3 separate regions of the Homo sapiens genome follow, and all the other regions are linked to region 1. Evidence: read pairs that join two places in POLR2A ChIA-PET (ENCODE). Cell type or tissue: MCF 10A. All regions are shown on one strand. Each heading gives the region's core, and the rest is flanking DNA. Links, peaks and the distances in the headings are about the cores only. Region 1 overlaps RPTOR (regulatory associated protein of MTOR complex 1). Region 2 has its middle 26 kb from the start of NPTX1. Region 3 overlaps BAIAP2 (BAR/IMD domain containing adaptor protein 2).

The links. Peaks named below come from ENCODE experiments on the same cell type or tissue, not always from the same donor. Only the 100,000 strongest peaks of a DNase experiment are listed, where the experiment ranks them.
Region 2: POLR2A ChIA-PET joins it to region 1 with 5 read pairs; 3 of 35 experiments call an interaction of 5 or more read pairs at or near these places.
Region 3: POLR2A ChIA-PET joins it to region 1 with 5 read pairs; 1 of 35 experiments calls an interaction of 5 or more read pairs at or near these places.

What each region holds. Positions count from the first base shown.
Region 1 is chr17:80,754,230-80,765,153 of GRCh38, reverse strand. The region is part of intron 6 of RPTOR (regulatory associated protein of MTOR complex 1); the gene reads right to left. Among named protein-coding and RNA genes, the nearest start is that of RPTOR, 210 kb to the right of the region's middle. RefSeq lists enhancers at 3,576-3,625, 2,921-4,120. In MCF 10A, for the core only: no CTCF peak of the experiment used is centred there; DNase peaks (open chromatin) are centred at 3,493, 4,433 and 4,943.
Region 2 is chr17:80,497,488-80,508,411 of GRCh38, reverse strand. No RefSeq gene overlaps it. Among named protein-coding and RNA genes, the nearest start is that of NPTX1, 26 kb to the right of the region's middle. In MCF 10A, for the core only: no CTCF peak of the experiment used is centred there; DNase peaks (open chromatin) are centred at 6,221 and 6,811.
Region 3 is chr17:81,049,095-81,051,594 of GRCh38, reverse strand. All of the region lies in intron 1 of BAIAP2 (BAR/IMD domain containing adaptor protein 2), which reads right to left. Among named protein-coding and RNA genes, the nearest start is that of BAIAP2, 15 kb to the right of the region's middle. RefSeq lists an enhancer at 2,049-2,098. In MCF 10A, for the core only: no CTCF peak of the experiment used is centred there; DNase peaks (open chromatin) are centred at 194 and 1,244.

The DNA.
Region 1 (10,924 bases), core at 3,311-5,810:
CGACGGACAGCGTAGGGCTGCCTGTATCTTTCAGATTCGCTCTCTTCATTTTGTTTTTCATCTGTTTATTGCATTTTTCCCCTGGCTCTTTAAGGCAAACATTTAATTTTTCTTGTTTTTTTAATCTTTGTTTTCTGACTAAATGTATTAAATCCTCGCCTGCTTTGGCTACATACACCCCACAAACAGCAAATGTGCTATTACTAACATTTGGCTGTGAGTATTTTATCAGTTTTAAAGTATTTCCTCTTTAGAAATGCAAATCAAAACCACAATGAGATACCATCTCACACCAGTTAGAATGGCAATCGTTAAAAAGTCAGGAAACAACAGGTGCTGGAGAGGATGTGGAGAAACAGGAACACTTTTACACTGTTGGTGGGACTGTAAACTAGTTCAACCATTGTGGAAGTCAGTGTGGCGATTCCTCAGGGATCTAGAACTAGAAATACCATTTGACCCAGCCATCCCATTACTGGGTATATACTCAAAGGACTATAAATCATGCTGCTATAAAGACACATGCACACGTATGTTTACTGTGGCACTATTCACAATAGCAAAGACTTGGAACCAACCCAAATGTCCAACAATGATAGACTGGATTAAGAAAATGTGGCACATATACACCATGGAATACTATGCGGCCATAAAAAATGATGAGTTCATGTCCTTTGTAGGGACATGGATGAAATTGGAAATCATCATTCTCAGTAAACTATTGCAAGGACAAAAAACCAAACACTGCATGTTCTCACTCATAGGTGGGAACTGAACAATGAGAACACATGGACACAGGAAGGGGAACATCACACTCTGGGCCTGTTGTGGGGTGGGGGGAGGGGGGAGGGATAGCATTAGGAGATATACCTAATGCTAAATGACGAGTTAATGGGTGCAGCACACCAGCATGTCACATGTATACATATGTAACCTGCACATTGTGCACATGTACCCTAAAACTTAAAAGTATAATAATAAAATAAAATAAAATAAAATAAAATAAAATAAAATAAAATAAAATAAAATAAAATAACAAAAGAAGTCATACGGTCAGGACTTCAAGTTAGTTAAAGAGATTTTAGGTTTCTCTGCTATATATCAATAATCAGTTTCTAAAAAGACATCTATAGTAGCTATGTGCTTATATAAGTCAATTTTCCCTGTTCAGGTTGATGTCAGGATGAAACAATATGTATAAAGAGATTAGTTATTGGGATTAATGTCAAAGTTCTACAATGAAGTCAAATAAATGTGTAAGTGTGTACATGTAAAAAAAAATAAAAAATATAAAATATTTCCTCTTTAATCCAAGGATTTTAAGATTTTAGTTTTCAGACTTTTGTTAAAGCTGTCCTTTCGTTACTGAGTTCTAGCTTCATTGCGTGTGGTCTGCCACGGAGTTCACACGATGCTGATTCTTCCGGATTAGTAAAGCTTTCTTTGTAGTCGGGCGCATGATTTATTTTTGTGAATGGTCCACATATGTCCACATTCCCTGTTGGATGTATGGTCCTGTGTGCCTCTGTGAGGTCTGGCTAATTAATTCGGTGACAAAAGTCGTATTTACGTTGCTTCCTTTGTCTGTACTTGGTGTCTCTGTATCTAAGCACACTTCTCATTCATCTGCTTCCATCCACACTTCAGCTCCCATCTTATCTCGTTCGAGGCCACGTTGTCAGGTGCACACAGTCATCATCAGTATATACCTTCCTGCTTTCCTGTTCGTTTTACCACAATACAACATTTTTCTTTGCCCCTCTCAATAATTTATCTCAGCTTCTGCTTTAAGTCATATTGGGACTGGCCACCCCAGCTTTCTTTTAGCTCGTATTTCTCTTTTTCATCTTCTGATTTCCAACCTTTGAAATACATGTTCTTATTTTTTATTATTATTATTTTTTTTTAGAGACTGGGTCTTACCCTGTCACCCAGGCTGGAGTGCAGTGGCACAATCACAGCTCACTGCAGCCTTGAACTCCTGGGCTCAACTGATCCTCCTGCCTCAGCCTCCCGAGGAACTGAGACCACAGGCATAAGCCACCATGTCCAGCTAATTTTTAAATTTTTAGTAGAGACAGGGTCGTGCTGTTTTGCCCAGGCTTAAACGTTTTGCTTTAAATCTGTGTCTCATGGACAAGAGACTGCTGTATCATGATTTTAACCAACACAAGAATCATGGCCCTTTGAGAGGTGAATTCAATTCGTTTACAGTTACAACTTTATTTCAAAACATTTTAGCCATCGTATCTCACACTTTCTATTTACTAAGCCTGTCTTTTCTCCTTTTCTACGTTTTTTTTTAGAGAGAAGAAAATGTTATTTCCTAGATATTTAAACTTTGTCTCTGCCTCTCATGTTTCTCCCCTTCCTTCTAGCTCCATCCCTTTGGTGGGAACTCCTCAAACAAGCTTCTCAGCTTCCTGGTTTATTCTTGGCTCTATCCATAATGTTGCTTTTCAATCCATCTCTTCAATTATTTCACCAATTATATTTTTTATACTTAATGCTTCCAACTGGTCTTTCTTCCTGTTTCTTCTTCATATTTCCAATTGTCTTTTATCACTTTTATTTATTATTGGATTACTTCTCTTTTCACAAGGGCGGTAGGACAAACTCTTTCTTTCCACCCTCTTATTTTCCATCTTTCTGAGCCCCAGACACAGCACAGCAGGCCATGCCTATCAAGGGCAGTGGGAGGAGAGCCGAGTGCCCTCAGCCTTGCCTGCACCCTGGGGCCCTCGCCAGCTCCACTGTCTCCTCCGGCCTCACCCCTCACCCCAGCCCCCAGTGGGGACTCAGCCATCTCAAGGGACCAGCAAAGTCTCCGGCTGTGCTGCTGAGTGGGCTCCCTCCAGGATCATCAATCTCACTCTTTCCTGCAGCACCCGAGGACGGGGTTCAGCCGGGGAGTCAGCAGCCCGTGCCCCTCCATCTGCTTCAATTCCCTTTCTTACCGCATCCATCAGGTGGTTTTTACACGTCATCTTTTAAAACGGGAGCTCTATTACAATACATTATGATATTCATCTTAATTGAGTATATGTCAAGAGACTGGAACAGTGAGAGAACACTGTCTTGTTTGGGGAGAAAAAATATTTTCCTCTGGAAACGGCCTGGAAGCTGCCGCGGGGACTGTGTGAGATCCATGATACTGAGGCTCTACTTGGAAACGTCATAAAGCCGTTTCTCCAGACGCAAATTCCAAATTAAACTTGCCTACGACTAAGGTCTAAGATACAGAGTGGGATACTACAAAAGAGCATTTTATTCAATAATGTGTCCCGGTTACTTCACCCTCTGGGAGGACCAGTGAGCTCCTCTCCCTTCGCACATATGCAGGAAGACAAAGTCATCGGACTGTTGTTGAAAGGAAGCGGCAAAAGACCCGAGAGCACTGAACGGGCAGAAGAAAGTGTGTTCTCTGGCAAAGCAGATGTATTTTAGAAGACTCCTTGGAGAACACATGGTTAACTCTATCATCAAAACCACAAGAATTTATGTTTCTAAAGGTAATTCTGAATGATTCTTGGTTGAGTCATCAGGAAAAAATACGAAGCAAATGTCACAGCAAATGTCTGAAATGAGACAGGCACTGCAAACCACTTAGCCTGGCCAGACAGAGCCACGCTGAGCCTCCACCCAACCTGCGCGCCAGGAAACCCATGCATCTTCCGTCTCCTGCGGGCAATGCAGGAGCGAAACTTTCCACGCTGACAAATACACGTTAATGCTCTATCATTAACATTTATAGTCCTGGAAATCCTTCAACTTAATTGAAAGAAAGGAAGTAAGTTTTTTGACCTCTATTCAATCCAAAATAATGTTTATCATTTTCATTAATAGACAATACTAGTGCATGCAGCACAGTGCAATAGACATCAATCTGTTTTATAGCAAGTCCCACAGCAAATGAAGTCCCACTGGGTTATAATTTTCAGTAGTATACAAATAGACGCGTAATAAATCTAAAATGATATTATGCCACTCAATCAAAGAAGTAGAAAACAGCCAAGGGAAAAAATATATTTTGGATTCTTACAGTGTATTGATGTATATGGTGAGTAAGATAATCATTTATGTGGAAAGTAATGTCATTGCTCATTTTGGAATTATTGAAATCAGTTTCCAAAAATGAAAAAGACAGGCAAAAATGAAAAAAAATTAGAGAACAATGTCTTCCAACAAGTTCATCATCAAATAAGATTCATAAATACGCTTGCCACCAAGTACACATGTACACATTTTGTCCAAATGAAGCAAAGCTGTATGTTGTTTACCCAGCACACCGCATTCTGTAGCAGCTGTGCCAGCATAATGAGGGCAGCGTGCTTAGAAACCGTTTCTCTTATTTACATAGTAAAGGGAGGGAGGGAGGGAATCCACCTTCCCGAGCATCGCCCTTCTCCAGGTCACCTGCAGACCGGCAGACACGCACAGCCGTCATCTGCAGCCCAATCCTAGTTCCCTTTTCTGGAGCAGGAAGTGCCAAGCTATAGCTCCTGGGCCAAATCTGGCCAACTGCCTGTTTCCTTAAAGAAAGCTTGACTGAGGCTGGGTGCGGTGGCTCGTGCCTGTAATCTCAGCACTTTGGAAGGCTGAGGCGGGCGGATCACCTGAGGTCAGGAGTTTGATGCCAGCCTGGCCAACATGGTAAAATCTCATCTCTACTAAAAATACAAAAATTAGCCAGGCGTGGTGGTGGGCACCTGTAATCCCAGCTACTCGGGAGGCTGAGGCAGGAGAATCGCTTGAACCGAGGAGGTGGAGGTTGCAGTGAGCCGAGATCACGCCACTGCACTCCAGCCTGGGCAACAGTGAGACTCGGTCTCAAAAAAAAAAAAAAGAAAAAAGAAAAAAGAAAGCTCGACTGGAACACAGCCATGCTCATTTGTTTATATATTGCCTGTGGCTCTTTCGTGCTGCAACAGCAGACTTGGGACTGTGTGGCCCGAAAAGCCTAACCCAAGTGCGTCTGCCCCTTCACAGAACCAGGTCTGCCGACTCCCATCAGAGTGCCAGGCTGAACCTTCCCACCCGCATACTCCTGGCGCCTAAATCCCAAAGCCCTACGCTCCGGCTAAATAAAACATGGAACTTCAACATAGTGAAATATAAAATGATACTTACTAAGAGTCTCTAATGATCTAGGGCAGGGAACTCTAGTATAATGCGAAGGGTTAAGGATATGAAATCGTAAATTCTGTCCACTTACATCAGTGCAAAATGTACATGCACAGAAAAAAGACCAACAGGCAATACATCAAAAAGTGAACACTAGTTGTCCTTAGATGGTAAAATCTTGGATGATTTTTTTCTACTTTTAACTTTTTAGTAATTTTCTGAAAAGAATGTATCTTTCATTTTTAATTAGAAAAATTGACTTTTCAAAATGAAAAAATAAAACTAAAACCCTAAAAACATACGTAATTACTGTCTGACAAACTATCTCACTCTTCCATTAAAAAAAAAAACCCTGGTGGTTTTTAACTTAGCTCACACAAAACTACACATTTCACTTGATAATTCTTTAATGAATATAGTCCATTACCACTCACAGGCCATAGACACCTAGCAAAATGTCATGTTCAACCTAATTTCAGCACTTCAATATGGGAGAAAGCAGTTTATTGTAAAAGAGCCGCCACCTGAGACACCGCTCAATTGTTCCAGGCAGTGGTTATCTGATGACCACTGTCTGCCACTGTGGCATATTGATTTCAAAGTCCCTCTTATGGTAACTGTATCAGTTTGTTTTTCACTGCACTTCCTACTAAATGCTTACTTTTAAAAATCTGACTATGTCCTAACTCCTACAAGGATTTCAGGGGCTACTGGGATGACACATCATGCCTTGGTAGAGAGAAAGCACATTCCCTACTCAGAGGGCAGGCACCCATTTTAGAAATAACGAGGCCAGCAGCCCTCAGAGTGAAAGCATACTTCTTTATTTTACTTTTTTTTACAGATGGGGTTTCCCTGTGTTCCCAGGGCTGGTCTCAAACTTCTGGGCTCAAGTGATCCTCCTGCCTCGGCCTTCCAAGCAGCTGGGACTACAGGACGCACTGCCACATCTGGCCCAGGCGTCTTTGGGAGTGCACAGCTGTGCGCGGAGGGAAGCCAAGTCCTTCCCACTCATGGCAGAAAAACAAAATGCCTGAGAGAAACCCGTCAACTAGATGAAGTGCACTGGGTTTAGTGACAGGTAGCTGGAGTGGGGCGGCAGGGAAGGCACAGGAAGGTAGCGATGTCATTTCCGGTTCCCCTTGTGCTTTGTCTTTTTTCCTCCTTCCTTCACTGCTCCCCCACCCATCTGCCTGAAAACTTGCAAAAATGCCCCAGAGGGTCGCACCAAATACAGTATCCAGCCCAGAGCCTCTGGGCAGAGTCTAAAGGCAGAGCTGGTGTGGTGTTGATTCTGGAGTCAGGGGGCACCAAAGCAGTCATGCAGGAAACCGGGAGCGGGGACGGGAACATGGGAGAAATGAGGCCTGTTTCTCGGCAGTGTCCACTGTGCGTCTACAGAAGCTCCAGCCTACAGGCCCCTGGGTGATTTTCTATCTTTCTGCCCTAATCTTTTACCAGCTCAAGACCGCACTGATATGATAATGGCCTAATGGTCACCAAGGTCTCCCTATCATCACTTGGATCCTCTTTCTAAAACACGGTTCTGATGAAGTCATTTTTCTACCCAAACAGCTTCAGGGGCTCTCTTGTGCCAGAGTCCCAGGAGAAGTCAAGGTCCTCTGGGCAGCATTCAAAGCACCCCACAATGGACTTGGACTTCAGTCCACTCTCTGAGCTCAACCGCACTCCTGACGAAACCTTCCTCTCAGGTTCCACCTCCTCCAAGCAGCTTTCTCAAACCCTGTGGCCCTTAGCCATGGTTCTCTGTCCTCTGGGAACACAACAGCCCTTGGTGCCATAAGGTCACTTGGTCTTTGATCACACATTGCCTTGAAGGGTTCAGATTTTCATCTTGCATGAAGCATCCATTGAAATCATGAATTTTCAAGCCACATCTTATCTCCTCAACCAGAGGAGACATTTGTTGAGGGCAATATGCTTCTTAGGATCTCCTATAGTGATTAGCATGGGTCTTATTACATACACAGTCGGGACTGAATAAATTAGTTTTTGGGCAATGAATGGATGAACTCCTGAGTCAGGTGGACCAATCTCTTCCTGGGGTAACGTGAAATGGGCACTCATAAGCCTCTTTGGACAGGGATCAGACATACAGTACAGAGAGTTAAAAAGAACACTCATAAAGGTGAGAGGCTGCTGAAGCCCTACAATATCCTGGAAGACTACAATGAGGGGCGCATAGGAGGCCGTGGGAAAGGACAGAGGTGGGAAACAGAAAAGCCAGGAGATGCAGAGAAGAGAAACAGAGGCCCCAAAAGACCGTCTCTTCAGCAGTCTTAAAAAGAAAAGATAAATGTTTCAGGTGATGGATATCCCAGTTACCCCAATTTGATCATTAATGCATCGTATACAGGTATCAAAATATTGCATGGACCCCCCAAATATGGACAACTATGATATATCAATTTACAGAATACAAAAAATTGTCATTTTAAATTACCCAGTCTGTTGTATTCTGTTATAGTAACCCAAAACAGATTAAGACAAACAAGAGAAAGTAATGCGAAAGGAGAAACAAGCAGAAATAGAGGTAGGCACACTGTAACGTGTGCCTCATAAACTGGTACGTGAAAAGAGATCTGCGTTCAGAAAGGACTTCGACATTACAGAGCAAACAAACAAGGATGGAGAGCAGTTCAGAAACAACGTGGCGTCAGGGAAGGTGCCCTCAAGAGGGTCTTCCGCCTCACTGGATGTGCTGAGGTCGGAGGTCTCCCATTAATTTCTGGTTGGCACAAGCCCTCTCAGTTGGAGGGCTTCCAGCTTTCCCAATTTTGGGGAGTGCATTTCCGAGATCTTCAGGTATTTTCAGCTCTGCCATATTCTTGTTCTCTCAACACGGGATGCCCCCAGTCTGCATACTGGGGCCTCTATTTCCCTTCTCTGCATCTCCTGGCTTTTCTGTTTCCCATCTCGACCCTTTCCCATGGCCTCCTGTGAGCCCCCACTGTAGTCTTCCAGGCCATTCATTTGGCTCCAGCAGTGTCTCTCCTGCTATGGGTCCTGTCTACTGTGTTCTTTATTTCAAACATTACAGTGCACCTACCCCTATTTCTGCTTTGTTCTTCTTTTATAGTACTTTTTCTTGTCTGTCTGTCTGTTTTGTGTTGCTATAATAGACTACGACAGACTGAGTAATTTATAACAAATTTTTTTTGTATTCTTTAAATTGATATATGATAGTTGTATGTATTTTGGGGCTCCATGTGATATTTTGATCCGTGCATACAATGCGTAATGATCAAATCAGGGTAACTGGGATCTATCCAACTCATACATCACCTCAAACATTTATCTTTTCAAGACTGTTTTTTCTACCTCTCAGTGCCTCTTTCAGCAACATGAAGCTAAACTGGGTACTATGAGCGCTCACCTAATTTTTGGTTCGTATGAAGGTGCTTTCTGTGTGTGCTGATAGTTGTTACATTGGTATCCTTGCTGCAGGAAGACTGGTGGAGGCTTCTATTCCACCATCTCACTCCACCTTCTATCTTTTGTGTTGGGGCCATTACAATTCTTCTCTCCAAGCTATTTTGAAATATCCAATAAATTATTTCTGTTAACCGTAATCTCCCTACTCTACTATGGAATACTATAACTTATTCCTCCTACTTAACTGTATTCTTGGACTTTTCAAGCAGCTTCTCTTCATCTAAGTAAAGAAACTTCTTTCTTACAGTTCTGGAGACTGGGAGGTCCAAGGTCAAAGAGTGGCATCTGGCAAGGACCTTCTTGCTGTGCCATCCCATGGCAGAAGGTGGAAGGGCAAGATAACACAAGGGGCTGGGCTTGCTTTTATCACAACCTGCTCTCACATAACTAACCTACCCCTGTGACAGTGACATTAACCTAAATGTGAGGGCAGAGCCCTCATGATGCAATCACCTCCCAACACTGTTGCGTGGGGGATTAAGTTTCCAGCACATACATTTGGGGGAAGGCATTAAAACTGTAGCATTGTTCTCACATCTTGTTACAGGTGTCTTCCTTTATTTCTTTGATTGTATGTATTACACTTGTTTTACAATAACCCTGGTTCAGCTTTCTCTCTGCGTAGTGGCTGTGCTACTCAGGTGTCTAGTTTTGCCAAGTGAGCTCTGCTCCGCTGGGTGCAGAGGACAGTGGCCCTTTCAGGCTAAGTCTGCATCAGCCAGGTAAGGTGGGGGTACTGGCTGGACAGCAGAAACACTGCAGATCCCTCTCTGCTGCCCCCTCCAGACAGCTCCTCTCCCCTCTTTTTTTGTTTCTTTTTTTTTTTTTTTTTTTTGAGACAGGGTCTTGCTCCGTCACCCAGGCTGGAGTACACTGGCACAATCTTGGCTCACTGCAACCTCTGCCTCCCAGGTTCGAGCAATTCTAGTACCTCAGCCTCCTAAGTGGCTGGGAATATAGGCATGTGCTACCACATCCAGCTAATTTTTTTGTATTTTTAGTATAGACAGGGTTTCGCCATGTTGGCCAGGCTAGTCTCGAACTCCTGGCCTCAAGCAATCTGCCTGCCTCACCTTCCCAAAGCATTAGGGTTACAGGCATGAGCCACTGCACTTGCTATTTTTCTATTTTCTTTTTAGAGACAAGGTCTCCCTATGTTGCCCAGGCTGGTCTCAAAACTCCCGCGCTCAAGGGATCCTCCTGCCTCAGCCTCCTAAAGTGCTAGGATTACAGGTGTGAGCTACCACACCCAGCCCTCTTCCCTTCATCTCCAACTATTTTGGGGTGAGTAACACTAAAAGGAGGTCTCTCCCTGAATGGAAACCTGTAGCCCTCAAGTTTGGTGGGGAGGCCTAGGGACAGTTAATGTGAGGGCTGCGCTGCAGTCACCCCAACATCATGAACCCCCAGCCCTGGGGTCTGGGATCAATTTGGACTTGGCTGCAGAGGCAGAGCAGGAAGGCCAAGTTTTCCTCCCCCCTCAGGCTGCCCTGCCCCTCTGGCCCCTCCCAGGGTGTCCCTGGGGGCCCTTACTTTGCTGTGCTGTTAGCTCCCCGTGTCCGCCCAGGGCTGTGGGTGAGAAGGCAGGAGACTTGTCTAGAGTGTTAGGCCATCTTGACAGAAGCCTCAAGAGTGTCCTCGGCCGACAGCACGGTGTCTGCTGCACAGCTGCACCATTCGCACGGCACCTCAAGGGAGAGGTATTTATCTACTAGCCGGTAACAGCCACGACATATAAGCTTTTCAGCAAAACATAAAATGGGAAAGGAGATATTAAAGACTGGCAAGATGGTCTAGGGGAGAATATTGGATTTGGAGGCAGGAAACACACATATCCCACTGTGCGTTCTGCTGGGGATGTTGGGGCTGAAATGCGGCTTCTACCATCTTGGAATATCACACACATTTCTTCAGTTATGTTCCCGACGGCTATAACTTAAAAAGGATGGAGACAGAAAAATCATGGCTCTTTTTTCATTGCTAAAAATACATTGAAAGATTACGCTTCAACTCAAGCAAGGAATTAAATGACTTCCTTTTTCATAACAGCCTTTTCTTCCCCTGAAAGAAAGTCCAGTTTCCAGTATGACCTATCCTGGTACTAAGACGCCTCCGCAGTGAACAAAGGTAAGGAGAGGGTGTTCTTGGAAATCGCAAAGCAGTGAGCTGCCCACGAACAGATCAGAAGGAAGAAGGATCTTGAGCTCTCAAAGAGTAGAACCCAAACCTCCACCTGGAATCCCGAATGACACAAAAAGAAGGCGGGGACACTCATGTCTGTCACGTGGGCTCCTGGGACCAGGTGAATGCCTGGGGCCCACATGGGTTGGGGTCCCTGCGGGAG
Region 2 (10,924 bases), core at 4,892-7,391, 260 kb after region 1:
CTCCCAAAGTGCTGGGATCACAGGCGTGAGCTACCTCACCCATCCTTTTATTATTTTGAATTGTGGTAAGCTACACATAAAGTTATCATCATTACCATTTTTGAGTGCACAGTTCAGTGGCATTAAGTTAATTTACGTTGTTATGCAACCATCACCACCATTCATTTCCAGAACTCTTTTCATCTTACAAAACTGAAACTCTGCACCCATTAAATGACAACTCCACATTCCCCTCCCCAGCCCTGGCAACCTCCATTCCACTTTCTATCTCTATTTTTCTGGCTGCTCTAAATACATCATAGGGCCAGGCATGGTGGCTCATGCCTGTAATCCCAGCACTTTGGGACGCCAAGGCGGGTGGCTCACCTGAGATCAAGAGTTCAAGACCAGCCTGGCCAATGTGGTGAAACCCTGTCTTTACTAAAAATACAAAAATTAGCTGGGTGTGGTGGCAGGCTACTGTAATCCCAGCTACTCAGGAGGCTGAGGCAGGAGAATCGCTTGAACCCAGGAGGCAGAGGTTGCAGTCAGCCAAGATTGCACCACTGCACTCTAGCCTGGGCAACAGAGCGAGACTCCATCTCAAAAATAATAACAATAATAAAATAAATACCTCATAGACGTGGAATTATACAGTATTTGCCCCTTTGTGACTGCCTTATTATTTATTTATTTATTTCAGACGGGGTCTGTGTTGCCCAGGCTGGAGTGCAGTGGCACAATCTCGGTTCACTGTTGCCTCCGCCTCCAGGGTTCAAGTGATTCTCATGCATCAGCCTCCTGAGTAGCTGGGACTACAGGCATGTGCTACCAAATCTGGCTAATTGTTTTGTTTGTTTTGTTTGTTTTTGTATTTTTTGGTGGAGACAGGGTTTCACCATGTTGCCCAGGCTGGTCTTGAAATCCTGACCTCAAGTGATCTGCCTGCCTCAGCCTCCCAGAGTGTTGGAATTACAGGTATGAGCTACCACCCCCGGCCAGCGACTGGCTTATTTCACTTAGCATGTCTTGAGATTCATCCATGTTGTAGCACGAGTCAGAATTTCCTTCCTTTGTGTATGCTGGGGGAGGCGTTTTCCTGCTCTCTTGCCCAGGCTGGAGTGCAGTGGTATGATCACAGCTCACTGCAGCCTCAACTCCTGGGCTCAACCAATCCTCCCACCTCAGCCTCTCAAGTAGCTGGAACCACTGGCATGTGCCACCACATCTGGCTGATTTTTTTTGTTTTTTTGTATAGAGACAGGATCTCACCATGTTGCCCAGGCTGGTCTTGAACTCCTGGGCTCAAGCAATCCTCCTGCCTCGGCCTCCCAAAGTTCTGGGGTTATAGGTACAGTTGTGAGCCACTGCACCCGACCTCTGAATTTTCTTCCTTTTTCAGGGCTAAATAATACCCCGTTGTACGTACATACCACATTGCTTTACCCATTCATGCGCCCATGGACATCTGGGTTGTTTCCACATTTTGGCTGTTGTGAATAGTGCTGCTATAAACACAAGTGTACAAACATTTCTTTGAGACTGCTTCGTTTCTTTTCTTTTCTTTTTTGAGATGGAGTTTTGCTCCTGTCGCCCAGGCTGGAGTACAGTGGTGCCATCTTGGCTCACTGTAACCTCTGCCTCCCAGGTTCAAGCGATTCTCCTTCCTCAGCCTCTCAAGTAGCTGGGATTACAGGGATGCACAACCACACCTGGCTAATTTTTGTATTTTTAGTAGAGATAGGGTTTTGCCATGTTGGCCAGGCTGGTCTCAAACTCCTGACTTCAGGTGATCCACCCGAAGTGGTGGGATTACAGGCGTGAGCTACCACACCCGGCCAATTTTTTATATTTTTAGTAGAGACGGGGTTTCACCATGTTGGCCAGGCTAGTCTCAAACTCCTGACCTCAGGTGATCCACCCGCCTCGGACTCCCAAAGTGCTGGGATTACAGGTGTGAGCCACCGCACCTGGCTGAGACTGTTTAGTTTCAGAGGCTTCAGTTGTTCACCTAATGATCCCTTTTTCAAAGTAGTTGTTTTTGTTTTATTTATTTTTTCAAGACAGGGTCTCCCTCTGTCACCAGGCTGGAGTGCAGTGATATGATCATCGCTCATTGCAGCTTCGAACTCCCTGGCTCAAGCAATCCTCCCACCTCAGCCTCCTGAGTAGCTGGGGCTACAGGCATGTTCCACCACACCCAGTTAATTTCTACATTTTTTGTAGAGGTGGGGTCTCACCATGTTGTCTAGGCTGGTCTCGAACCCTGGGGCCCAAGTGATCCTCCTGCCTTGGCCTCCCGAAGTGCTGGGATTACAGGCGTGAACCACCGTGACTGGCCTCAAAGTAGTTGTTTTAAAATTCAGAGTCTCCTTTGGGCTTTTTTCTTTCTTTCTTTTTTTGAGACAGAGTTTCACTCTTGTTGCCCAGGCTGGAGTGCAATGGCGTGATCTGGGCTCACCGCAACCTCTGCTTCCCGGGTTCAAGCGATTCTCCTGCCTCAGCCTCCGGAGTAGCTGGGATTTCAGGCGTGTGCCACCCCACCCGGCTAATTTTTTTGTATTTTTAGTAGAGACAGGGCTTCTGCATGTTGGCCAGGCTGGTCTTGAACTCCCGACCTCAGGTGATCCGCCCGCCTCGGCCTCCCAAAGTGCTGGGATTACAGGCGTGAGCCAGCTCACCCGGGCTTTGAGCTCTTAAATGCATAGTGAGCCCTGCCTTTGCCCAGCCCTGGCCAGTGCTAAGAACTTTACATGCATTGCCTCACCTCATCTGCACAGAAGAGGGTTTCTATTAATATTACTATCCTCATTTTATTGATAAGGAGCTGAGGTATAGAGAAAATAAAAAGCGCGTCCAAGGTTACACATTCGGTAACTTGCTGGGGAAGTTTTGAAGCCAGACACTCGGATGCCTGCGCCCACATTCTAAACCACTTTGCTCGATGGCTTAGCGTTCCTGGGAAAATGGAGAGGCAGGCACCATTGTCATTGTGTGGAAAAACTCAAGTCACAGACAACTTAAGCGGCTCTGAAGGCCACAGGGCTGTTTTCTCTGACTCCCGTCCCGAGTTTTAGAAGCTGCAGTACAATTATTCACAGACATTTCTTTCCTCTTCCCTCACTGCCTCTCCAGACACTGTGTCCCTAGGATGTTCCTTGTTCGGAATCCAGCCTCATCAGCCATCCCACGGCCCGACAGAAGCATCCTGACATCATCAATCCACAAGAGACCAAACGTCTGCTGAGCCCAGAATGAATCAGACAAGAGAAAGGTTAGGCGGCCAGGGGGAGCTAAAAGCCCCTAAAAGTTTAAAGAGATCCTACCAAATGGGTGGTTGGCTCCCACAGAGATTAGTTTTAATCAATTATTAAGCAATAGTTTAATATTTTAAGAGTCTGCTCAATCACAGAGAAATGAAAACATTTCATGACTTTTTTCCCTACATCTTCCAAAGCAAAAAATGTAAAGCAAGTGTACCTCCAGTGACACATTTTTAAAAAATTCTTTCTATTGAAATAATGGAATGTCTTTATTTTTTTTTAACTTCTTTTGTATTTGCCACACAGCCTGGCCTGAGTGGGTGCTGACCAGACACTCACTGAGCAGATGGGGTCCTGACTGCCTGAAGCTGGAGCACCCTGCTTTGTTTGGGGAGGTACCATAATGCCCTAACCTGCTCCTGGCTACTAACCATGGTGCCACAGTCTGTCCTGGAAGCCTCTGGAAGCTGGACACATGGGAAAGTCTCAGCATCTCCACTCTTTTCCCCACTCCCCCAGCCCCCACTTTCAGAGCCAATAATTTAGGAACTGGGAAGCAGCTGACAGAGGGCAGTGGGAGAGGGAAGGGTTAAACACTGTTCCCATCTACACGATGAACTCTGAAATAAGAGAGGTCCTGGACTCCCATTTTATGCTGCAATTAATTCTCCCTTTGGAGTCTGATACAATGTGCCTTTTTCCCTCTGTGCATCCATCCATGGATCCACCTACCCACCCATCCATCCACCATCCATCATCCGCCCATCCCTCAATCCATTCACCTATCTATCCACCAATCCACCCATCCTTCCACCCAGCCATCTATCCACCCATCCCTTCATTCACCCTACCATCAATACATTCACCCATCCCTCCATCCACCCATCTACCCCTACCATCCATCATCCCTCCATCCACCCATCCCTCCATTCATCCACCCATTCACCCATCCCTTCATCCACCCATATATTCATCCATTCATCCATCCATCCATTCATCCCTCTCTCCATCATCCATCCACTCCTCCCTCTATCCACCTATCCACCATCCCTCCATCCACACATCCACCCATCCACTCATCCCTCCATCCACCTATCCACCCATCCCTCCATCCACTTATCCATACACACACCCATCCACCCACCCACCCACACCTCCATGCCTCCATCCATCCTTCCATCTACCCATCCACCCATCCCTCCATCCACCCATCCCCTTATCCACCCATCTATTCATCCACTCATCCATCCATCCACTCATTCCTCTCTCCATCATCCCTCCACCCCTCCCTCTATCCATCCGTCTACCTATCCACCATCCTCCATCCACACATCCACCCATCTACCCATCCCTCCATCCACTTATCTATACACACAACAATCCATCCATCCATCCACCCACCCCTCCACCCCTCCATCCATCCTTCCATCTACCCATCTACCCATCCCTCCATCCACCCATTCACCCATCCCTTTATCCACACATCTGTTCATCTACTCATCCATCCATCCACTCATCCCTCTCTCCATCATCCACCCACCCCTCCCTCTATCCATCCATCCACCTATCCACCATCCCTCCATCCATGTATCCACCCATCCACCCATCCCTCCATCCCCCTATCCACCCATCCCTCCATCCACCTATCTACCCATCCCTCCATCCACTTATCCATACATGCTCCCATCCATCCGTCCATCCACCCCTCTACCCCTCCACCCATCCCTCCATCCACTTATCCATACATGCTCCCATCCATCCGTCCATCCACCCCTCTACCCCTCCACCCATCCCTCCATCTACCCATCCACCCATCCCTCCATCCACTTATCCATACACACTATTCATCCACCCCTCCATCCCTCCATCTATCCACCCATCCCTCCATCCACACATCCACCCATCCACCCCCCATAATCCAATCACCTCCTACCAGGTCCCTCCCTTCACACGTGGGGATTATGGGGATTACAATTCAAGATGAGATTTGGGTGGGGACACAAAGCCAAATCATATCACCCACCTACCCATCCACCTACCCACCCACCCATCCACCTACCCACCCATCCATGTAACAACATGTACCAGGGGCCCAGCTCTAAGCCAGGTGCTCAAGGATTCACTGTCTGGAGCAGAGACACACCTGGACCCCTACATGCCATCCAGGGTGCTGGGTGCTAAAGCAAAATGTCCTCAAGGTATGTTGAGCACAAGGAAGACAAGAGCCCCTCTGTGGGGCAGGTGGCCCTGACAGAGAAGGGTCTCTTCACTCAGTTCAAGAATACCACATAGGCAGACCAGCTGAGGTGTGGGGCAGAGGGAGTGAGACATGGGCCCTCCAGCCTGGGGCTTGTCTGTTCCAGCCCCAGCACGCTCTGCCCTTCCAGTATCCACTTTCCTCTCCTGTTAAATAAGGACGCTCCAGCCTTTGCCTTGGGCCATGCAGCGTGGGGTCACCTGGAAGCGGTCTGCACACTGGGCAGGCCCCAGCATTTCCTAGCTGCCCCTGTCTTCCTGGGGAAGCACATGGGTGGGGGGAGCAAGGCTACGAGGCCTTCCTGCAGATCATTCAAATGCATTTGCTGCATCCAGACCACGCCATGCCTTCATTAATGGAGACCTTCAAGATTGCTCTGTTTGCCTCAAAGCCACCCACTCTGCAGTGACGTCCGATCCAAAGTTTTTGCAAAGTTTGCAAAGTTTTCAGAAATGGGCCAGCACTTTAAACTCCAACTGCTTCTGCCCAGAATTTTCTCTTCCTCCACACAGCTGCCCCCAGACACCCCAGCTTCCATTCACGGTGAAGGCCTTGCCTCGCAGCAGTAACGTAAGAACCTGCTTTTGGGTTTTCTGAACTCCAAGCCTCACTAACCAAGGGGCACTTTATAATTGATTTGCCTCCATAAAATTCACAAGTGACTAATACACCCAAGAATTCCCAAGCCGCTCCTGGCTATGAGTTCCAACGTAATCCGTGTGTGCGCTGTCTGCGTCGGACGTCACCGCAGAGTGGGTGGCTTTGAGGCAAGAGCCGTGGTGCAGGAACACACTGGCAGAGCCCGGGCAGAGCCTTTCCTACATCTTTTGGTTTCGATAACAGGGTTTGCTTTAAGTCTTCAGCCAGGGGACCTGTATATCCTAAAGACAGTATGTAAAATATTTATTAAGAAGAGTATCTATTTTTAACTAGGGATGATTTCAGTTCTATTATTCATGCAGCCTCGGAGGGCAGGCTTCATGCTTGTCTGCTTGCAGGAGACGTGAAACAGAGCAGAGGCGAGTCTGAAATCAGAGACCAGGGCCTGGGGGAGGGCAGCGGGGGATTCCGAGCAGGAGAGGTGGGAGCCGTAGTGGATGGTACCTGCCTGGTTCCAGCCAAACCTCCACATTCGGGTCACTCTGTCTCTGAGATGTGGTGAAAGCTTTGGCTTCATTTTAAAAACAAAGTTATCTGCACCCCCTGCTAGTCCTTTTGAGGCTCCTCCTCTAGAGACGCCTCGGCGTGTAGGAGTCACCTGAACAACGCCCCGTGCAGCCTGTGGAGCCCAGGATAAGGCATCCCATTAAAGACAAGCACCTGCTTCCCGGCAGGCCCCACGCTGACAAGGTCTCAAAAAACAAGCTGGAACCTGTCAGAACCCAAAGAGAACACACTCAGCTACCCGCTGAGCCGAGAGCCATGGCGGGTGTCTGGTGAAGGTGCCAGGGTGAAGACCTGCTGAGGGACAAGGTTAGGACACCCTCTGCCCCCTCGAAATTTCTGTGTGTTTGTTTTTTTTTTGAGAGGGAGTCTTGCTCTGTCACCCAGGCTGGAGTGCAGTGCGTGATCTCGGCTAGCTGCAAGCTCCGCCTCCCGGGTTCACACCATTCTCCTGCCTCAGCCTCCCGAGTAGCTGGGACTACAGGCGCCCACCACCACACCCGGCTATTTTTTTGTATCTTTAGTAGAGACGGGGTTTCACTGTGTTAACCAGGATGGTCTCGATCTCCTGACCTTGTGATCCACCTGCCTCGGCCTCCCAAAGTGCTGGGATTACAGGCGTGAGACACAGCGCCCGACCGCCCCCTCGAAATTTCTAAGTACAAAGCTGCCGAACATCTGGGCACCTACAGCAGGAGCCTCCTGCACACCGAGTGGAGGTGATGACCAAGGGTGCTGAGGGCAGGAGGACCAAAGCTGAGTCCTAGATCACTTGGAACAGCCTTGGGACCCGGAGGCAGTCCCTTCACCCTTCTTAGCCTCTGTATTCTCAACTGTAAGTGGGGAACCCCAGAACATGCATCTCCTGGGAGGTTACGCATCACGGAAGACGCTCTGCCAGGATATCCAGTCCCTCCGTCTGCAAATAAGGAGGCGGGGGAGGGAGGGAGATGGACAGGCAGGGGGACATTCCCATTTGGCGCCTTCTGTTCCACACACACTGTTTCATTTGATTCCCTCCCATGCCTCTGCATTTTGCACTGGAGATGAGGGCTCAGTCCCCAGAGACCCCGTTCCTCCTCACTCACACCCGAGACAGCTTCAGAGAGGCGGGTCCTACCAGGGTCAACGTCCTCACAGGCAATGACTCTCCTGGGGATGGCAGCCGGTGCCTGCTGACCACGCATCCAGAGTCTCCTCCTCTCTGGGCGCCCCTTCTTATTTCGGGAGTGGGCAGATCGGGAGCCTCCCCACAGGCAGCCCCTGGGAAGCACACTCTGGGCCTGGCGCCCAGACTGCAGCTCCAATTCCTTCCTTGCCAGCCTGACCTTGCCCGGTGGAATCAGAGCAGCTGATGAGGCGGGGAGGGAAGGAGGCCCACGCCCAGAGGTTCCAGAACCATCAGGGGCACACACTCAGAAACCAAGGAGGCACGGACCGGAACATGTAGGTCAGCGCCAGAAGGCCCCGTGTGAAACCCAATTACAACCTGCCGGCAGGAAGGGAGCGTGGTGTCCTCAGACCTCGGGGAAGGTTGCGGGGTCAGCATGGCTGCAGTCAAGCTGGCTCTGCTCACCCTGGCATGCAGGCTCTGGGGCTCAGATCCCTGAATGGGCTGGCCATGGCCACCTGGGGCCCCCTGACTCCATGGAGGAGAGCAGGAGGGGGCAGGAGGGAACAGGAGAGGGCAGGAGGGGGCAGGAGGGGGCAGAGCTTCTCTTCCCTCTTAGGGCTGCCTGGGGAGGGCCAAGGAACGCGTGTCCTGTTCTGGGGGCTCCCTTGCTGGCCTGTTCTGCCCCCCTCCCTCTGGCCTCTTTGCTCTTGCTCCTGGGAAGCACACAGCTCGAGCAGACCCACAGTGCAGGGGTCACCACGCTCTCAGCCTGGGCCTCAATCTCAAACTCAAGGCCAGCCCACAACTCCCCCCAGACCTCCCCACCCTAGCATGGCTCTCAGGTATCCTCAAGGAAACCCCCGCCTTTGCTGCTCCTCACCCAGCTTCGGGCACTGCTTTCTGATTGGCCTCCCATCTCCCACTCCCTTTCGTCTTTGCCGCTCCTGTGACTCTCCTGGCCACAGCTCTCGCCTGTGCCCTCACTGCTCCCAGGTTCAGCGGCTCCCCACAACCTCTTGAAAACACACATGGAAAGTTATTCTGTCTTGGAGTCACAAGGTCACATTGCGGGGGCCTTGATAAAGATCTGTCCGGTTCCATTTGTTTATCATGAGCATGTATTTTTTGCTTTAAAAAGGATAGTGTTATTCAGTATAAAAGTAATCAAAGAAAATGTGCCTGTAGCCATTTTTAAAGGAAGGAAGGAAGGCGGAGGCGCAAGGCTAGGTGGGCAGCTGTTGGAGACGTGGCCTGGGGCCCCACTCACCCTCTGAGCCCTCTTGGATTCAAGCCTGAGGGGTCCACCTCATCCAGCCTGATGCCAGGCCTCCAGCCATGCCTCCCACCTCCTCCACCCGGCGGAAGCTGAACCCACTGGGGAACTTTGCCACCTGGCCCACGTTCAGTTTCCACCTTTGAGCTAGGATGAGATCAGACTCCCTGCCAGGGGTGGGAAGCAGGAGCCTCATCTGGGTTGGGTAGGAGATGGCGAGGCCTTACAGGCACATGGGGTGCTCACTGAGTTCTGAGCTCCACACACAGACCTCTCCCCTGACTGCCTGCGAGGTTTGAGTTCCGGGCGTGACAGAGCCGAGGGCTATATGTCTGGCAGCCCCCAGGGCTGGTGCCAGCGGCTCTGAGCCCAGCACCCAGGAGTAGATAATCACCATCTCTCATCTGCACACTGGAGACCAAGACCTTGTGCCACCCGTCCAGGGACACGGCCAGCACACAGCAACAGGACTTGAACCAGGGTCAGCCTGGCTCCAAATTTGAACTGCAACTGTTAGGGGTGCTCCGCCCGGGGCACATTGCCAGGCACCCCCGTCTGTTTGCAGCCCAGAGAGTAAGAGGCACCTAACCCAGAACCGGAGAACTCCAGAGGCTCCCCTCCCGCCCTGCTCTTGGCCAGTGAGGGCAGCTTGCAGCACGCCAGGGCGCTCCCAGGTGGAAACGCCACATGAAGCCTACTAATGGCCAAGTTCCTGCCTTTATTTATGTCCCTCTGCGGAGAGGCTTGAGGCTTCCCAGCAGCAAAACACTTTAAAAACGATAAAGAGACGCTGGATCCCGACCACAGGAATCCTGGAGGCTGGAGACACTGAGCCATAGCTGGTGCCCAGCTTTGAGGACGGCGGCCTCCCGAACTGTGGCCAGGAAGACAGGCCGGGCTCCCTCGGCCAGGGGAGGAGGGAGGAGCAGAGGGAGACAAGAAGACAAAGCCAGACCCCACGCACGCCCCGGCCGGCCTGTGTCGGCACCACCACGGTGGCCCGGAAGTCTGTTACGGGCGACATGCCATGCTTTGCATAATTCCACTCCTACAGCTCCCCAGCAATCCTGAGTTTTGTTCTCGCGCTATTTCAGATACGGCCACTGGTGTTCAGAGGTTAATGTGTGCAAGGACCCACAGCAGGCGACCGGAGCAGCCAGGATCCAAACCCAGGCACGGTGGGGGAACTGCGGCCTTAGCCGTGACGCAGCCCGGCCTTATGGCAGGCGAATTCCTGTGATGCTGCCCCAGCACACACTCACATATACACACAACACACACATATACACACAACACACACACTCACATATACACAACACACACACAGAGGCACACTCACATATACATACAACACATACATATACACACAACACACACACACAGGCACACTCACATATACACACAACACACACACACAGGTATACTCACATATACATTACTCACAGGCACACTCACATGACCACATCCTCTTCCTATACACTCACACACATGCTCACAAACACAAAAAAACACTTTTTTTTTTTGAGACGGAGTTTTACTGTTACCCAGTGCAGTGTCGTGATCATAGCTCACTGCAGCTTCAACCTTCCTGTCTCAAGTGATCCTCCTGCCTCAGTCTCCTGAGTAACTGGGACTATAGGCATGCATCACCATGCCCAGCTAATTTTTTATTTTTTGTTGTAGAGACAGACTCTCGATATGTTGCCTAGGCTGGTCTTGAACTCCTGGGCTCAAGCAGTCTGTCCACCTCAGCCTCCCAATTATACACTAGGATTACAGGCATGAGCCACTGTGCCTGGCCCCACATCCTCTTTCTATACACGCACACACAAACACACACACACAACCATGTCCTCTTTCTACATGCACAGACA
Region 3 (2,500 bases), core at 1-2,500, 290 kb before region 1:
TGAAACCCCATTTCTACTAAAAATACAAAAAGCCGGGCTTGGTGGCAGACGCCTGTAATCCCAGCTACTTGGGAGCCTGAGGCAGGAGAATCGCTTGAACCTGGGAGGCGGAAATTGTGGTGAGCTGAGATTGCGCCACTGCACTCCAGCCTGGCAACAGAGTGAGACTCTGTCTCAAAAAAATACATAAATACAAAAAAACAAAACAAACAAAAGAGAAGATCCCTCTGGCTGCTCAGAGGAGACTAGATTTTAGCCAAGGGCCCTGGCGTATGCTGGGAGACCCATCAGAGGCTCTGGGATGTCAGAGGGGAAGAGAGGCATGTGCTACGCAGGCCTCTGATCTAAAGGGACGGGGATGCTGGAGCAGAGAGGCACGTACCACGCAGGCCTCTGTCCTAAAGGGACGGGGATGCTGGAGCACAGCAGCGTTAGCACTGAGCTAAACACTCAGCAATGAACCAGGAGCCTGGACACTTTAACTCCCAGGAGTGCCTGGGAGCCGGGGCAGGGAGGCCACACCGGGAGTGGGGTGAGATAGGTCTGGCGCCCAGGAGAACGTGAGCCAGAGACAATGCCTGAAGAGTTACCAGCAGAGAGGAGAATGCTGGGACCTGGTGCGCTCTCGGCAGCCTGGTTCAAACTGACCATGCAGACCGGGACTGGCGGTGAAGGCGGTCGGGAAATGCTGCCGGATGCGCGTTTCTTGTGATGAAATCAAGCAGAAGGGGGCATCAGCCAAGTGAGGAGGATGCGGCCGACTCTAGTGTTCTGGTGTGCGTGTGCTCATGTCTGCATGCACATCTGTGCCCATGTGTGCATACACACATGCATGTGTGCATGTGTGTCCACGTGTGCATGTGCACATTTGTGTGCGTGTGTGTGCTGAGCTGCAGCATCAAGCATGTTTCTCACCCTGTGTGACACAGGTATGAAAACACTACCACGGAGGTGGGCGTGCCAGAGCAGACCCCTTGCTCACAAGAGCCCCACGCGCTTGGCTCCAGGACCATGACCCCCACAGGCCCCCGGGTGGAAGAGGCTCAACCTGAGCCCTGTGAGCTCCACTAACATCCTGAGCAGCAGGAGAAACAGGCCAGGAGCCACCCAGGGCCAACCACGGCGGGTCAGCACGGCGGCCATGCCTACCGCATGACGCACGGGGCAGCACCAAGGTTTCGCTTCCTTAGTGCAGCAGCTGAGCTCACACGGAAGGAATGCAGGAGACAGCGGGCAGGGAACAGCCACCAGGACACCTGGGCACGGCCCTGCCTCCATCTGCAAGAGAGGGGCGGCGGCCGGGACACGCAAGTGCTGCTGTCCTGGCCCGAAGGCAATGGCAGAGGCATCGATCCCACTGAGCCAACATTGTAAGGGGGGACTCCCCTTCCCGGGCGGGCGGAAGGGCCAGTTCCTCCTTCTGCATCTGCATCCAGCCGCTGGGCCAGCAGAGAGGCCTTCTGTGGAGCCCTGCCTCAGGCACGCACTGTAGGTGCCACCCACCCCTCCTCCGGGTTCCTCCCTCTCCCAGGAACCACGGGAGGAGCCCAGTGGCCCCTGAAGAGCCCAGCCCCTCTGCTGGGAGACCATCTCCAGTCAGGCGTCTGGTCAGGCGTCTCTCTGAGCCTCCGAACCAGTCCATCCCATTATCCTAGAACACAGGCACGGGCCATCCTGACCCAGTGGGCCCGTGTGGAAGTCCCCAGCCTGAGGAGAGCCCACTGTGGGGCATACACTCCAGTCCCGCCTCCACTTCCACCTCCGGCTCCCCTAATCAGGCCAAGGTCCTGGTCCGGGGGCCCATAGCCAACAGGCACTTTGCAGTGCCTGGGGGTCCCCAGGTGGGGGCAGGGGAGCCAGTGACAGGCAGCTCCAGCTCTTCCGGAATGAAAACCAACAGCAGCGGCCCCAGGTGGAAAGAACTCTGTTCTCAGCCACACCGACGTGGCTTTTCCGAGTCACTGAGCGAGTGTATCTTTTTGCAGGATGCCACCAGGAAGGAGCTGAGCTCAGACGCCCAGACGCCCTGACAGTGCTGGGGCAGGGGATGGGGAGGAGATCGGGAAAGTCTGTGGGCTTTAAAAGGGGAAGGGAGCTTGTTTCTTATCAACACCAAGAGGTGCAAAAAACCCAGAAAAACCTAGGCCAGGAGAGAGAAACCGCACAAGAAAATAACCTCAAGCCCTCAGAGGCGCCACCCCCACACGGCGGCTCTGAAGTGAGTTTGAAGCCCAGCTGTCCACACTGAGGGCGCTCAGGGACACGCTGTGCCATCCTCAAGACCACAGCAAAACTGAGAGACTCCTGGGGGGCCACAGGCACAGAGAGAGCTCCCCAGGGGCCCACGTTCTGTGACCCCATGCCCCCCTGCCAGGACAGAAATCCTACACCATGAGCAACCACCACACTCCTCAAACTCCAGGACCTGTGCAGTACAAACGCAGCCCGGCGCGTGCAGAGCTCTGCTGTGCCCCCGGCGACCACGCACTGGCTCCCTGGG